2 separate regions of the Homo sapiens genome follow, and region 1 is linked to region 2. The links are chromatin loops, found by intact Hi-C in ENCODE. Cell type or tissue: Calu3. All regions are shown on one strand. Each heading gives the region's core, and the rest is flanking DNA. Links, peaks and the distances in the headings are about the cores only. Region 1 overlaps ERBB4 (erb-b2 receptor tyrosine kinase 4). Region 2 overlaps ERBB4 (erb-b2 receptor tyrosine kinase 4).

Region 1 (8,354 bases), core at 184-8,183, 120 kb before region 2:
AGTGACAGCTTGAACCAAATATCCAACATAAGAAAAGCTGATGTCACTTAAAGATTTCCACACTTCTCTGAAAACATAATAAAATTTTATGGCTATACAAGATCAATAGTTCATCCTAACAAACACGCTCATCCAAAATGCCAACATGATCATTGTAATGTTAATTAAATTTTATTGTCACAATAAGTTAAGAATGGCAAGACTGCAGGCTGAGATGTTGACTTAAAGATGGAGCTAAATGTTTTATTGCTAGATTTGCTTATAGACAGAGCTAATTACTTAAATTACATTTACATGTTTTTGTTACTAAAACAATTGTATTTGTAAAAGACAGTGCATTTAAAAGAAGGATAATTTTACATGCCTCTACAATTTGATCAAGTTATGACAATAATTCATGAAAGCATTTAATGAGGAATCTCATCTTAAAAAAAAAGTGATTACACCAACTCATTGATTCTTATTCAAGATTTTTCAAGGCTTAAAAGACCAAAGCAGATAGCATATTAATTTATTAGTGTAAAAATATGTTTTCTGAAAACAACTTCTATTTCAAGATATGTCTGAAAATATATTGTTCATTCTATTTATTTTATTATTATTATTTTTGATACGGAGTCTCGCTCTGTTGCCCAGGTTGGAGTGCAGTGGCGTGATCTTGGCTGACTGCAACCTCTGCCTCCTGGGTTCAAGCGATTCTCTTACCTCAGCCTCCCAATTAGCTGGACTAAAGATGCCCACCACCACGCCTGACTAATTTTTGTATTTTTAGTAGAGACAGGGTTTCACCATGTTGGCCAGACTGATCTCAAACTTCTGACCTCAAATGATCTGCCCACCTTGGCCTCAGAAAGTGCTGGGATTATAGGTGCGAGCCACTGCACCTGGCCCATATTGTTCATTCTAAACATTCTATATTAAGATCTATATTATTTACCAATCCTACCTATAGAAAGAAATGATATGAGGCAAATATTTTCAGACATATCTTGAAATTAAAATGGTTTAATTATTATTGTTCTACAGTCCAACTGATACAAAAGTATTAAGGGGTTATTTACTTTAACATTTGTTTATGATGAAATGTGATTCTGCACAATGGTGATCACTCAGATTTTGTCAATCTATTCACCTTCAATCTAAGGGCTGCTATTAATAAGTCATGCCTCCCCTGATATATATTTTATATATACATATATATATATATATATATATATATATATATATATATATTGGGCGTGGTGTCTTATGCCTGTAATCCCAGCACTTTGGGAGGTCGAGGTGGGTGGATCACCTGAGGTCAGGAGTTCGAGTCCACCCTGGCCAACATTGTGAAACCCCGTCTCTACTAAAAATACAAAAAAAAAAAAAAAATTAGCCTGCTGGCATGGTGGCATGTGCCTGTAGTCCCAGCTGCTCAGGAGGCTGAGGCAGGAGAATTACTTCAATCCAGGAGGTGGAGGTTGCAGTGAGCCGAGATCGTGCCACTGCACTCCAGCCTGGTGACAGAGCAAGATTCTGTCTCAAAAACAAAAACAAAAACAAACAAACAAAAAACGAGCACAGTATAGTATATGAACATCATGACAAAAGTTCAGAGTGCTTTGAGAGTCTATGGGGGCGGAGAAAAACTTTAATGAAATCAAATGATATGTTAGGCAGGCTGAAAGGACTGTGAACCAGGAAGGGGAAGTGCCATGAGAAAACCTGGAAAAAGCGAAGCTAGAAGTTATAGTGAAGGAAAAGTGGCAAGATGTGTGGTTAGAAAGATGACAAAACCCTCAGTCTGTGCCAGAGTTTGGACTTTATACCAAGGACAATAGGAAACCTTTGAAAGATTGTAAGTAGAGAAGGGACATGATTACTTTTGCATTTCAAAACACTCTTGCTGGAGTGGGGAAGAGGATTTGGAAGGGAACAGGCCAAGAGGCTACTGCAGTTATGCTGTGGCCTAATGGGGAGGTGGTGAAGCACCTAGGGCCTAGCTGACCTGGGGAGACATTTAGTAAGAATCAATAGGACTTAGTGAATAACTGACCATGACAGTGAAAGACAGGAGGTGTCAAGATTGACAGACTGCCAGGCTTGGAGCCCCATATCTTTATTTTTATAGAATACAAATAACTTCAAATCAGTGATCACTAAAATTTAACCTGATACCTAAAAGAGTTCTCTTGATAAAATCTTATATAGTTCCCTTTTAGTCAGCAAAGACAAATAGTTTAGATAGATCATCAAAATTTTACATTGAATAGATTTTTCTTATTATGTATTTTAGTATACATTAACAAAACTATGGGATTTGGTCTCTGAAACTGAAGCTATTGAGGAGAGCAATATTGAGCAAAGAGAAATGAAATTTTATAAATCCACTTTTTCTGATTATCTGTGTAAGAACAAGATATTTTCAACTGACCATTATTTGAACAATAATTTACCCACTCTGTCTCTGAACTTTAATAAAAAGATATAACTCTTGAAAGATAAACTGGCTACTTGGGTCTGGGGCAACAATTTTTTGTTAAAACTCTTAGCAAACTCTTCTCAAAATTAATTAATATTTGCATGTATATAGTACAACCTAAAAGAGCACCTCTCATATTAGTAGCTCAATAAATGCTAGCTGAATCTGAAGTAAATTGCTAGAGAATGCTATGTTTTGGTTCATAACGATACAGCACTTAATGCCAATTTTAAGTTAGGTATAAAAGAGTGTTCATACGGTAAGCATTAGCCTTAAAAATTAATCATGGACTTTATTATTTACCCAATGTCTGTGTATTCATTTCTGCTTTCACTAGTCAGAACACATGGATCCAGCATTAGACATGGATCCCAGTCACAGTTTTACCATTAGGCCATTATTAGCTCTGCAGTCTTGAACGAGACTTAACTAGCAATGTAGTCAGAATTTCTTCATTTGTAAAATACCATGACTTCCTTACAGAGTTATTGTGAAGATCAAGTAAGATAATATATATGAAAAGATAAAACCCAATATAAATAGAAGATTAGCTTACTTCATGACTGGCCTCTAAATAAATGTTTTGATTAGATATGCCTTCTCTACAAAAGCTGGTTTGAAAGCTCATATTGATTTGAAATACAAGTGCTTTGAAAAAGTTTTTATATTTGTTAATATATTTACACTACTAAAACAGATCTGCACAATATGTGGTATAACAGTTTTTGCAAGTGTACCAAGAAATGACTGAACATACACCAAAATAAATAAATGAAATAAGCTTAGCTTATGAAGTATTTATAATAATAAATGTTCTCATTTCAGAGAAGAAATTAACCATTATGTTTATTAAACATGATGATAAAATTATAATCTTATTTTTGTACATGGATTGCGTTATTATATAATTTTTTTTATTCTCCTTGGCAATCTATTACTGTGGTTTAGAGTATAGAGTAAGGCTCTCAGTAAAACTAAAAGGCCACAAACATAATTATTGAAAACTCGGGATGCCATTACATACCTATCAGAATGGGTAAAATAAAACAACAGTGACACCAAATACTGACAGGGATGTAGAGTGACTGGAACAAACATATATTACTACTGGGAATATAAAATAGCATGGCTACTCTGGAAAATAGTTTGAGGTTTCTCATATTTTTATATACAATCTATTAATTGTATTCTCGGCCATTTATTCCTCAGTTATGAAAACTTACATTTACACAAAACCCTTTGTACTAAAGTTCACAGCAACTTTATTTGTAATAGTCAGAAACTGAAATCAGCCCCAATATTCTTTAACAGGTGAATGGTTTAATAAACAGTGGTGCATACACACTTCAGAAAACTCAGCATAAAAAAGGAATGTGTTGTTACACATATAACCTGGAATGAAACTCCAGAGGCTTTATGCTGAGTGAAAAAAAGTCAATCTCAAAGATTCCATACTTTATTATCTATTTATATAAAATGTTTTATATGATAAAATTTCAGAAATGGAGGACAGATTAGTGATTGCCACAGGTTAGGGATTGGGCGGGCTTTGGAGGAATGTGGATGTGGTTATAAAAGGTGAATAAATCGATCCTTTCAGTATCCTGACGGTGGTGGTGAACACAAGAGCCTACCCAGGTGATAAAACCATGTAGAACTTATACACACACGAGTTCAAAGAAAACTTGAGAAACCTGAATAAGACCAGTAGATGGTGTCAATGTCAACTTTTTGATTATAATATTATACTATAGTTTTGTAAAATGTGACTACTGTGTTAACTGAGCAAAATGTACAAGGGCTTCTGTGTATTATTTATTACAACTGCATGTGAATCTGCAATTATCTCTTAAAATGTTCAATTAAAAGTCAGTAATTTGCATAAGTGGTATTAAAAAAACAACTGCATGTGTATAAATACAGGGGTTTGTAAATTAATAAACTCTAAAGCCTTATTTTTGTTTTATTTTGTACAAAAAGAAATAAAAACATTTTTATATAGTTTTATCAATAAATATCATACCAAAAATAATTAATGAAACACAGCTCATTAGTTTTTCTTCATGATATATTTTGTTTCATTCAACTTTTACGTGATACCAGCATATGTACTTTGTTATAATTGTTTCCCATATGCAAATAAATGTCAGGGTTGGAAGACCTGTTGTTTATTCAGTTCAGAAATAAGACTAATTATATCTACTAATTAGTCATTTATTGGCTTTGTAAAACAATTATTTTATAAACAGTTATAATTAAATTATCTCAAGAAATTCAAATTTCAAAACAGAACATTGGTGAACTTGGTTTTTATTACTGTAGTTAGTAAAACAGATCAAATAGATTTTGCGAAGGCCTTAGAAAGTTCAAAAAAAATTGTTAAATGTACTTCTTTTCTCCTAGGTTTCATTTCTCTGGCTGCAAAAAGTAAATATTTTAATGAAAGTGTCCTGCTTGGATCCTCGGAAATTTTGGGAGATTTCTCGATTTAAAAGCAAATGCAGCTACTACGAAAAGCAGTATAAGGTTCTTCAAACAATTAAAAATAGAACTACATACCAGCAGTCTCACTGCTGCATATCAATCCAAAAGAATTATAATCAGAATCTCAGAGAGATATTTGTACTCCCATATTCATTGTAGCACTATTTACAATATCCAAGATATGAAAACAACCTAAATATACGTTGCCAAGTAAAATGTGTCATATACATAAACTGGAATATTATTCAACCTTAAAAAAGAAGTAAATCCTGCAATATGTGACAAGAATGAACATTGAGGACATTATACCAAGTTAAATAAGCCAGTCATAGAAAAACAAATACTGCGTGGGACAATTTATATGAGATACTAAAGTAATGAAATTCATAGAAGCACAGAGTAGAATGGTGACTGCCAGGGACTAGGGGCTTGGGGAAATGGGAAGTTGCTAATCGACAGGTACAAAGTTTCATTTATGGAAGATGAATAAATTCTAAAGTTAATAATAATGTATTATGCACTTAAAAACCTCTTGAGGATACATCTCATGTTGTGTTCTTACTACAATAAAATAAAATAAACCAAATTTTAACTTGAGTTCTCTCTCACATCTTCTTTAGGCAGGCCTGCTAGCCATAACTTCTCTGATACTTGCTCCTGACATCTTCCTGAAGTTTAAGAAGGCAGGTAAAGGCATTGTAGACTGAACGTTTCAGATGGCTTCAAACTACTTAATAAGAGCCATCATTTTTAAGTAACCCCCTAAATAACAGGTTTTAGAGTCTGATTAGTTGAGATGCAAAGTTTATTCACACGAGCCATGAGGGAAGAGAGAAAAGCAGAATCCTAAAGTGGAAGTGAAAACTATAATACACCCTCAGTTCCAGCAGAAGCTCAAAGATAGTAAATCTTGCCACAAGTCAATGGCCAAGTCAAGACTAGAATTACTTTCTCAAGTCATCCTTTTTCCTCCTCTTTCTTCAATACTCAATAAACTACTTATTTTTCAAAACTTAGATCAAATTCTGTTAATCCCACCTGGACCCCAGGCAGAAGTAATCACTCTTCCCGTTGTTCCCACAGTGTCCCTCATTATTGATTCACTCATTTATCCATCTGTTCTTTGATTCAACAAATATTTTTGAGCAATGACTATGTGCCCAACACCTAGTGCCAAGAAAAAAACCTCTGTCCTTATGACACTGGTAGTAGTAAAAGGGAAAACAGATAATAAGTTTTTAAAAAGTAAAATACAGAACATGTGAGTTATGGCATGTTAGAGGATGACAAGTAAAAGAAAATCAGCAGGGCAAACAGCTGGAAAGTGTGCATTTGTTGTAGGGGGATTTTTTTAACTTTTATTTTAGGTTCAGGGGTACATGTGAAGGTTTGTTACATAAGTCAACTCGTGTCACAGAGGTTTGCAGTACAGATTATTTCAGCACCCAGGTGTTAAGCCCAGTACCTAATAGTTATCTTTTCTACTCCTCTCCCTCCTCCCACTCTCCACTCTCAAGTAGTCCCCAGTATCTCTTGTTCCCCTTCTTTGTGCTCACGAGTTCTCATCATTTAGCTCCCACTTATAAGTGAAAACATGTGGTATTTGGCTTTCTGTTCCTACATTAGTTTGCTAAGTATAATAGCCTCCAGCTCCATCCATGTCCCCACAAAATACATGATCTCATTCTTTTTTATGGCTGCATAATATTCCTTGGTATATATGTACCACATTTTCTTTATCCAGTCTATCATTAATTGGCATTTAGGTTGATTCCATGTCTTTGCAAAGTATGCATCTGACAAAGGTTAAATATCCAGCATCCGTAAGGAACTTAAATTTACAAGGGAAAAACAAATCCATTAAAAATTGGGCAAAGGACATGAACAGACACTTTTCAAAAGAAGACATACATGCGGCCAACAAGCATATGAAAAAAAATTTGATATCACTTATTATCAGAGAAATGCAAATCAAACCACAATGAGATACCATCTCACACCAGTCAGAATGGCTGTTATTAAAAAGTAAAAATAACAGAGGCCGGTGAGGTTGCAGAGAAAAGGGAACACTTATATACCGTTAGCAGGTGTGTAAACTAGTTCAACTATGTGGAAAGCAGTACAGTGATTCCTCAGAGAACTAAAGGCAGAACTACCATTGGACTCAGCAATCCCATTACTGGGTATATACTCAGAGGAATTTAAATCATTCTACCATAAAGACACATGCACACGAATGTTCATGGCAGCTTTGTGCATTTGGAGATGAATACAGTTCTAAATAGGACAGCCTGGAAAGGCCTCAGTAGAAAGAATAACACTTCATAAAAGATCTGAAAGAGGTGAGGATATATTTTCACAATTAATCATGCACATCTGTTTCCCTTAGATCTTCAAAGTTACGAACATACTTCAATTATTTTTGTATGCTGGCTCCTAGGGAGCAGCCACACTTAGTAAGTACATAATGTTGGATGAAATATCTCAGGTTTCTGAACTTAAATTTCAGTTGTCTTTCAACTACACAAGGCTTTGTACTTCAGAAAATTGATGAATTTGAATACAACACTGATGTAAATCAACAGCACAACTAGAACTTCTACACTCTCGCTGCTCAACAACTTAATTTAATAGGGGTATGATTTTCTAAATGTTGTAGCCCAACACATGCAGGAAACATGAAGAAAACTGAATCCTAAGAATATCGAGGGACAAGCCCAAAACCATACACAGTGTGAACTAATAAACCTCCTAAACCTACATTTCACAACATGAAAAATAATGAAGTGCTAAGTAATACATTTGATCAATTTTTGTCTCTATTTCTGATTTTATTCCCATAGTATGGCCAATTTTATATTCAGCACTACTACCATCACCAATAGGAGCCTGAGAAGTTTCATGCACGTTGTACCTGTGTACCTGTGACTATAGGCTAAGTTTAAGACATGTGTGCCTCCAAATACCTGCCAGCAGTGATACCTTATGTCCTAGTACATCGAAATACAAAGAAGAACTCCTTGAGAGTCTAAAGGAGACTACAAAAATCGGTTCACTTTGGACAGATAATATGACCACAGATCTAGAACTAGTATGACCACTCAGTCTGGGATGATGAAATGGCCAATTTCTTGGTATAAAATGAGAACAGCACACATGGCTGAAAGCCATATTAGAGGCAAAATTACTACTACTTATGTGCTGTTACAAATTGCAGATAAAAGATGATTACACATATTATAGTTATCTAGTTTTCATTATAAGGACTAAATGATTTAAGATTACAGAAAAGCCAGACTGAATGAAGAGTAAAGGACGGGTACATTAATGAAACATTCGCCTTTGTTGCTCACTGTTAAAAACCTCTCAGAGACTCATCGTTGACTGGGAACTGACTCTGGTTGTC
Region 2 (8,354 bases), core at 301-8,300:
AATTATCATATTTAGCAATTCGTACATGAGAGCAGGTTGGATTTTTAAAAATACTTAATCCTCACATAACTGGTTTGTAGTCCACAGATTAATTGAACATTCAAGTTTACAAATTTGAGGAAAAAGGAAAGAAAATCTTTTTATTTCCTTTTCAGTGTTAAATTTAAAAAAGATATAATAAACTTAGGAAATATAAATGTTTTAATAGAATCTCAGAATTCATGCTATCATATAAAACAATACTATAAAACAGATATTTTAAAATCAATTAAATTAAAGATAACCCTCAGTATATATAATTCTTAAGACTACTATATCCAGGAAATAACATTTATATTTCACATATCTCTATATGAAGATAAAAAATAAAGAAAAGGTTCACTAGTATATTGATATTCAAATTATTCATTGATATTTGTATTCACCTAAGAAAACTTAAATTTTAAAAAAACAAAAAAAATTTTGAAATCAATTGTTAAATGGGTAGCAGCAAAGTAAATTTACGCAAACTTTCTTCAGGGTAATGAACCATTAAATACCAAAAGCTTAAATTCTTAATTTTTGACCTTGCAAATATTTATTCTGAGGAAATCATAATTACCTGTAAAGATGTAACTCAAAAGAGTTATCTCCAGCTTCTTAAACATAAAAGAGTAATTAAAAATGAAAAATAAAACAATAAAAGCATAAAGGACAACATTAAAGGAAGTGAATAAGTAAACTGATTTCATATAATAATTCTAAAAATTGTATCACTAAATGTGTTGGTCCAAATAAGAATTTCAGAAATTAAAATTTGGGGTATAAAATAAGTACAAAACCTGGTTATTAAACATAATAGAAAGCATATCATTTTGTAAGTAGTACTATAGACACACACACAGACACATACACTCATGTGCACATCAAGAAAGTATTTACAAACATGTGCAAAATGTTATTAGTACAAAGTACTAATAGTAGTGATTATTTCTAAGTGATAAGATTACAAATAATATTTTCTTCATTTTTGCTATATGTATTTCTCAATATTTCTGAAATATATTATTTTAATAATAACATAAAAGTTACCTATTAAATGTACAAAATAAATCCAGTATAAGAACTCTAAAGTGATCTATTATTTCTCCTCCATTTGTATGGAGTAATTCTTTGGGCAGTAGAAAAATGTCAGACAACATGAGTTCCAGTCTCTGCCACTGACTGGCAACCTATTCTTAGGCAAATAACATCTCTAAATCTTACACTTATTTTCTGTAAAATAACTGGAAAAGATGATCATATAAGAGCTCTTCCAGCAAACAGTCCCATGTCTCATATATATTAGAAACAGAGCTAACGTTAAAATGTATTTAACACAGTGAGAAAATAATCTGCAACCTCATTAGAGTGTGTTGAATTTATATGTGTTTATGTTTAAAATCACCCAGATGTTGTGGATATTTAAAGAGTTGCTGCTGATGTTGTTTTGTGAATAGTGAATGTATTAAACTCTATACTCTTGACGTCCCATATAGATTCAAATCATTGAATTAAGGAGCTAGGGCCAAATATTCTTGGTCTTTGTCTTTGTACATCAGGCTGTCTGATTTCACTGCTATGCAAGGCCTGTGAGGTATTGAAGAAATGAATGTCTAGGCAGAATGTGTTGAATGTCTATGCAGAATGAACTGAATTCCATTGAACTATGTTTGCACGACTTCCACAAATTTCAAAGTGAGATAACTCTTAGTAAAGGCTTTAATTTCAGGCCCACAATCACTGCAAAAGTTTTCTATATTCTCTCCACAACATCTGTTCAAAGTCTTAGAATAAAATAAGAGTTTGTGAATTACAGATGAAATTCGAAATTAACAAACATTTTGAAATTTTCATTGAGAAAGAATTTAAAGGCCTTAACTTTGGTTTGCTCAACAGCATATTTCTTATTCTTCCTTTCTTTATACAACATTTCCATGTTTACAATTCATGGCCTGTGTCAGAAAGAGTAGACAGCAATGTGAAGTAGATGATATTGTCTTATCCTGAATTACAGAAGTTTAAACATACATTGCATTCTTGCCCAGAAATGGTATTTGTAATGACTGCATCTTTATATTCAATCAGTAAAACCTTTTCAGTACAATATTTGGGCAACTGATGAAACATTAATAGAAAATTATATAGAATTAAGGGACATGGCAAAAGACTGTTTACTATATTCCCACCACACCATTATTATCAATGATTATCCCAATACTTAGAGTACAAGGGTTATTTGCAATGTGTTGAGTGGTAAGTTCAATGTAGTAAAAATAGTCAGTTGAAACTCCCCCTTGTTAGCATGAGAGTGACTGCATTCCAAGGTTGCTCTTTTCTTTCATTCTCTTCTTTCTTCTTCTCCTTCCAGCCATGGAAATAGAGTTCAGTTATTTCTGCATGGATGCAAGGTGAATGAGGCTGTCGCTTCTCCTTGCAGTGCTATTGATTACAGGTCACTGACATAATACAGCTATTTTTTAATGAAAAAAGTTATATAGCATTATCTCACTTACTTGGGTATCTGAAAGGAATGTGTGGAGTGTTATTTATTTATACAGAAATCTGCCAAATGAGAGGCATCATCTTGCTTTGAGGGGCCTCCTGCTGGCAAAGTGAGCAACCTTGTTATTATAAGAATTAAATGCTGTACACTGTATGAAATAAAACACAAAACAATCCTTCAGAGTAGAGCTGTGCTGATTTTCAACCTGTAAAAATACATTATTCTAATATAGGAAAACTTAGAAAACTCCAAAGTGTTATTAATATCACTTGTTAAGGCCACCTAGTTTTCATTGTTCTCAACTACAAGATACATATTTAATTTATAGTTTCTGATGAAAATGTCAATAGATCTATTTAATTTGACCATAAATCAGTCTAAAACACTATAAGCTAATTGATAAGGAACTGATTTTCTAGATAAGCACAATAAGCACACGTCAGCTTGCAGTTTTCAAGGGACATAGTTTGTACATAGAAAAATAACCTTAGAAAACATAATTCTAATAATTGTCTCTGATCTCAATCATGAGAGTAATTAGTTCTTCCTTCATAAAGCCGTCACTGCAAATTATATTCAAGAATGAATATTATGTCTCAGTTACAAATTATATGATTTAATCTCAAAATTTCCCAAGACCCATTTAAAAACCTTGGGAGATAACTGAACATTTAATAACGTCAGGGTTATTAAATATCCTTCAACATTTGCATACTTGTAAAAACTATATAGCATAGCAAAAGGTACTAACAGAATTGCCATGATGCATGAAACCACTAAGAATCAAATATTTGTGTAAAAATTAACCATTTATGGTACCACAAGCCCCTATTAGAAAAAAATGTGATCTTTTTTTGCGAAGATCAATCTTGACAATCTACTTATACTTAATAATTTCCAAAGAGTTTAGAAAACAGACAGCCCAAGTTGTTAAATGCACTTGTTTAGAGTTAAAATACAGGAACGGGAGGGGAGGAATAAGTACTGTGTTGAGATAATATCTGCTAACACAGTATCTCCATCCAATATCTAACTCCTTCTGGACAAACAGTGATTCCAGGGAGAAAGTAGGGCAGGGAGTAAATGTCAGGTCTGGGGACCTGAATAGTTGCATGTCAGGCAATAATCCTAGAGAAGATTTTTTTCACAGTCCTGAGACTACTCCAAATAGGGATCACAGGCAAAAAGGACAGCTGTTATATCATCTCCCCTGAAAAAATGTTATATGGGACTATTACTAATGCCATCCTGTGTGTACCCAGAATCACAGGCACTGGTGTTCTAATCAAGACTTCTGACTGGGAAAAATGAAAAACTTACAAAACCTAAACTGCGTTTCTACACTCTTTTTCTCAAAGCACAAATAAATCCAGAGAGGCTTACTAGCCTTCTCAGAAATAAGAATGTAGTATAGATCTCAGTCATCCCTGAATTGTTTCTTAAAAGTACAACAAATTCTATTTAATTTGAATGCTTAAAAAAAATCTTAATACCATTAGAAAAGTGAGAGACATGATTCAACTTTGAGTTACAGGTTTTATGTAATATAAATACACTAAAATTTAATCAAGCAATATATACAATTTCCCAATTATCTTCCTGGAAAAATTACAAATCATCATATTCTTTTTCAAGAATGTATTGATGGCTACAGTGGTCTGGGTAATATTAAAGCTACTGCACAAAATGATAAAGGATAAATAAAATGGCTGTTAGTCATGAACACAGGGAGGGGAACATCACACACCAGGGCATATCAGGGGGCGGGGGGCTAGAGGAGGGATAGCATTAGGATAAATACCTAATGTAGATGACTATTCAGCCATTAAGAAAATAATGAAATTGTTTCATTTGGGGCAACCTGGGTGAATCTGTCGGACATTACGTTAAGAGAAATAACTTAGGCACAGAAAGGTAAATACAAGGAGCTAAAAAAATGAGCTCATAATAGTGGAGAGTAGAATTTTGGTTATTGGAGGCTGGGAAGAATAAGGCACAGGGGAATATAGAGAGAGGTTGGTTAAAGAATACAAAATTATAGCTAGATAGGAATAAAGTTCTAGTGTTCTGTAGCAATGCAGAGTAAATATGTTTAGTAATTTATTGTATATTTTCAAAAAGTTAAGAGAAAATTTTGAGTATTCACAATTCAAGAAAATGATAAATGTTTGAGTTGATGGATAGGTTAATTATTCTAATTTAATTATTATACAACATATGCAGGTACTGAAAAATCACTCTGTATCCCATAAATATGGACAATTATTATTTATCAACCAAAAACAAAAGAAACATATATCAGGATACCTTAATTGGAAAAATATAATTTAAACATATTTGTCTTAAAATATGTTGTTAACACTTCTGTCTTCTATTTATGATCAATCATTGGTTAAACAGAATGTCATAATAATGCTAAATAATACAACGGATGGAGGAAAATCAGTTGTATTGATTTTAATTATAGTTTAATACTCCAATTTATTGCTTTGCAGTAAAGTAAAAAGTTGAGTTGAAACTACATGAAAACTTCATCCCAGTCTAGTTCAATGCCTGCATCTAAAACACATTTAAAATGTATAAGGTTATTTGCATGTAAAAATTATTTTATTGGGTTACTATTCTTGCACATAAAAATTTCGGTAATTCAACTACTACATTAAAAGGTTTTTATCTTAAAGGTATAGCTCATGGTTTGTCCCAGAAACTGATGGAAATCTAATCACACATCCCCACTGCCCATATTGTTCTGGAGCACCACCTGTCAGCTGAATAAGATAATGACATGTGGTGGAGCTTGTATACAAAATTTCTACCTATCTCTCAGTCTAAAAAAATAGCTTTCATTGTTAAATTTGTTCTTATCTTTTGCAAAAATGAAGAATTCACAGCATCCTTGAAAAAGTTTCCACATTGGTTGATAGGAGAAATAACTTTTTAGAAATTCTAACCCACGGACTGTAGGGAGTTTGAGGTTGTTGCAAAAAAGCAAGCACTCAACTGTAGAAGAGCAGAAATCGCCCTTGCCATTACTAATATCTTTTTTAAGCATGTACGGTTTTGTGGCACATCAATGTTAATTAGCAAGTGGACACCACTGGCATAGCTCTGTGAAGTTTATGATGTCATGCATAGCCTTTACCTGATTCCTTAATAAATGTGAAAAACTGTAATATAGGGAAAGCACTTAATAATCACAACAATTTACAGATTATCTTCTATGTGACAAATTCTGTCAGTGTTTGTGTATAGATGTGGATGATTCTGCTCTAGCATGCAGAAATTTTTCCAAAAATACATTCAGTCATACATTGTTTTAGTTGTGTCCTATATTGAAGTTTAAATGCCTATAAAATGTAACATAAAAAGTTATCTCATGAATTTGATTAAAAACCATTTTCTCTTGAAGGCACTTTAAAAAACAATAAGGATGAAAGGACAGAGGATTTGAGTTTGCCAGGTAAACATAAATCTTTGGAACAAAACTGTCTCTCTAAGCTCTTTTTTTAATACCAAAACTATAAAAACAGAATATGAAGAAAAAAAGGATTTGAGAAAACTGCCCTTCAGAGAGAGCCAAATTCTTCCTCAAATAGTCTACTTAAAGTTCTCATGACAGTCCATGTGTACAATAATTCTATAAACCATTATTGTATCACCTGTTTATATTCATAGGACACACAAAAGTCAAGTTCAAATTATGAAAAAGAGAAAGTTCATGCTCTTCTCATATTTAACGTTTTCTAACTTTAAATTTATGATGTTTCTATTTTGCCTTTAACTGCCCTAGTTCTCTCCTACTACTACTATAGCATACAAAATATAATTAACATTTATTGGGCACTTACTATGTACCTGATGCTATTTTATATGCATTTACATGCATTTCATTTAACCTTCACAACTATGAGGTTAACATTAATATTCAATTCCCTTTTTAGATGGGATGATTGAAGCTTAAAAAGATTAAGTAATTCACCTATACTCACATGGTGGACTCAAACCTGCACTATTTAAATTCTCAGATTCCTCTATTTTACTCCTTGCAAAGTTTTACTTCGCATGATCAATTCCAAAAAGTTACTGCAATGGTTACTCTATTTGAGTTATTATAAATATAATGAAACCACAATGTTAAGTTAGAAGAGTGGCACCTATTGTTAATATACTTGATCCCATTTCCATATTTGATATATTCACAAATATTCCTGGTTATTTAGAATTATTATGAGTATCAAGCAAAATCACTGTCAATGACCTAAAATACTTAAGAAATTCATCTATGTTGCCAGCATACTTCTTAGGAGTTTTCATTTATCGCCATATATAAAATGTTGATATTTAGACTATGTGAATTTAATAGGAGCCTAGGCATTGCTGATCAGCCACCTGCACAAGTGTGGCCATTTGCAAGTTATTTAATTTCTCCGAGCTTCTGTTTCCTTGTTTGTAAAATAAGGATGGTAGTGTCCATATTGTTAAGGTCAGGTGAGATATTGTATAAGAAGTGCCTAGCACACTTCCTGATACAGTTGGCCTTTAATAAGTACTAGATATTATGATTTCTTGGCTTTTTACCAATGAAGAGTTAATGTGTGATGTACAGAAGTTTATAACAATTAAGATAGGAAAAGCACATTAAATTATGAAAAGCGATAAGTAAAACGTTGAATAGCTTGAGTCGGAGATGCTGTGACATATCCAAGTGGAGATATCGAGCAGGCAGTAGAAACAGGAAGGTTTAGAGCTCTGTATAGGGGTAAGAGCTTAGAATAATCTACGCAGAGGTAAGACAGGGGAGGGCATCTGGACAGTAAGAAAAAGATGAAGAGGACCACAGCCAGACAGAAGCATTGGATAGACTTACTTCTTGTTGAGTGCATTACCTTTATTCATTGCCTCCTTAAAAATAGTAAATTAAAATCTAAGTCTAATATACACCCAATAATAGCCAAATTGATTGTTAGAATATCGCCTCTGTTGAGAAATAGCTGTGTGATTTGTCCAATTACATAACTGAGTCTCATTTTCTTTATCTATGACAGAGGATTAATACCATCTACCACGCAGGTTTAAGGAGGCACCAGACGTAATGCATAAAAGTACCAGCAACGGGCTTGGTGCCTCCTGGCATTAAAGTGGATATAGACTGTAGAAAGTGAGGAGAGGTGGTAGATCAGAAAGCCTAAAACAGAACGTAGGCATCACAGAAATGCAGTCTTCATACAGGGGAACCAAAAATAATGTTAAAAGAATGGCCACAAATGGAAAAAGCAAAACATTTTATTTAGAAGGTTTATAGTGTAGATCCAAAAGTGGTAGTAAAAGAGAAATGTCAAAGGCCTTAAAATATTTCCAAAGCTGACTAATAAAGGTCTACTTTATTTGTAATTACGCCAGGCATGCATATGTACATCTGTCTTTTTATCTCCTTTTGATTTTCAGTTTCCCTAGGAAAGTGCTTCTCTTTTGCTGTTATTTCTTAACATTTTATCTCCCAGCCACAAATGCAGGCCCAGTTTTCTAAATTCCTGCTGTGCCTAACTATGTTCCCACCTTCCTATATATTTCTCCTTCCAGTTTAGTTAAATCAGTATTTAGTTATAAATACCTGCTGGCATAAACTGAAGAGCAAAGTAAAGTGTATATATTTTAAGCTTGTATGCTTATATTCTCTATTGTTTTTTAAATTGAGAATGATTAATTGGTGATAATATAATGGATCAGAAGTGTGAATATCTAATATGAAGACTGTTAAGAAAAAGGCAAAATGTTTATTTAAGAATGACAATTAAAAAAAATCCTTCACAAATCTACTAATCTATGAAGA

Evidence for each region. Peaks named below come from ENCODE experiments on the same cell type or tissue, not always from the same donor. Only the 100,000 strongest peaks of a DNase experiment are listed, where the experiment ranks them.
Region 1: it touches region 2 in a loop (8-fold over the local background); 12 of 110 quality-filtered maps call a loop at or near these places.

The regions. Positions count from the first base shown.
Region 1 is chr2:212,398,353-212,406,706 of GRCh38, forward strand. The region is part of intron 1 of ERBB4 (erb-b2 receptor tyrosine kinase 4); the gene reads right to left. Among named protein-coding and RNA genes, the nearest start is that of MIR548F2, 24 kb to the right of the region's middle. In Calu3, for the core only: no CTCF peak of the experiment used is centred there; no DNase peak of the experiment used is centred there.
Region 2 is chr2:212,515,256-212,523,609 of GRCh38, forward strand. All of the region lies in intron 1 of ERBB4 (erb-b2 receptor tyrosine kinase 4), which reads right to left. Among named protein-coding and RNA genes, the nearest start is that of ERBB4, 19 kb to the right of the region's middle. In Calu3, for the core only: no CTCF peak of the experiment used is centred there; a DNase peak (open chromatin) is centred at 5,266.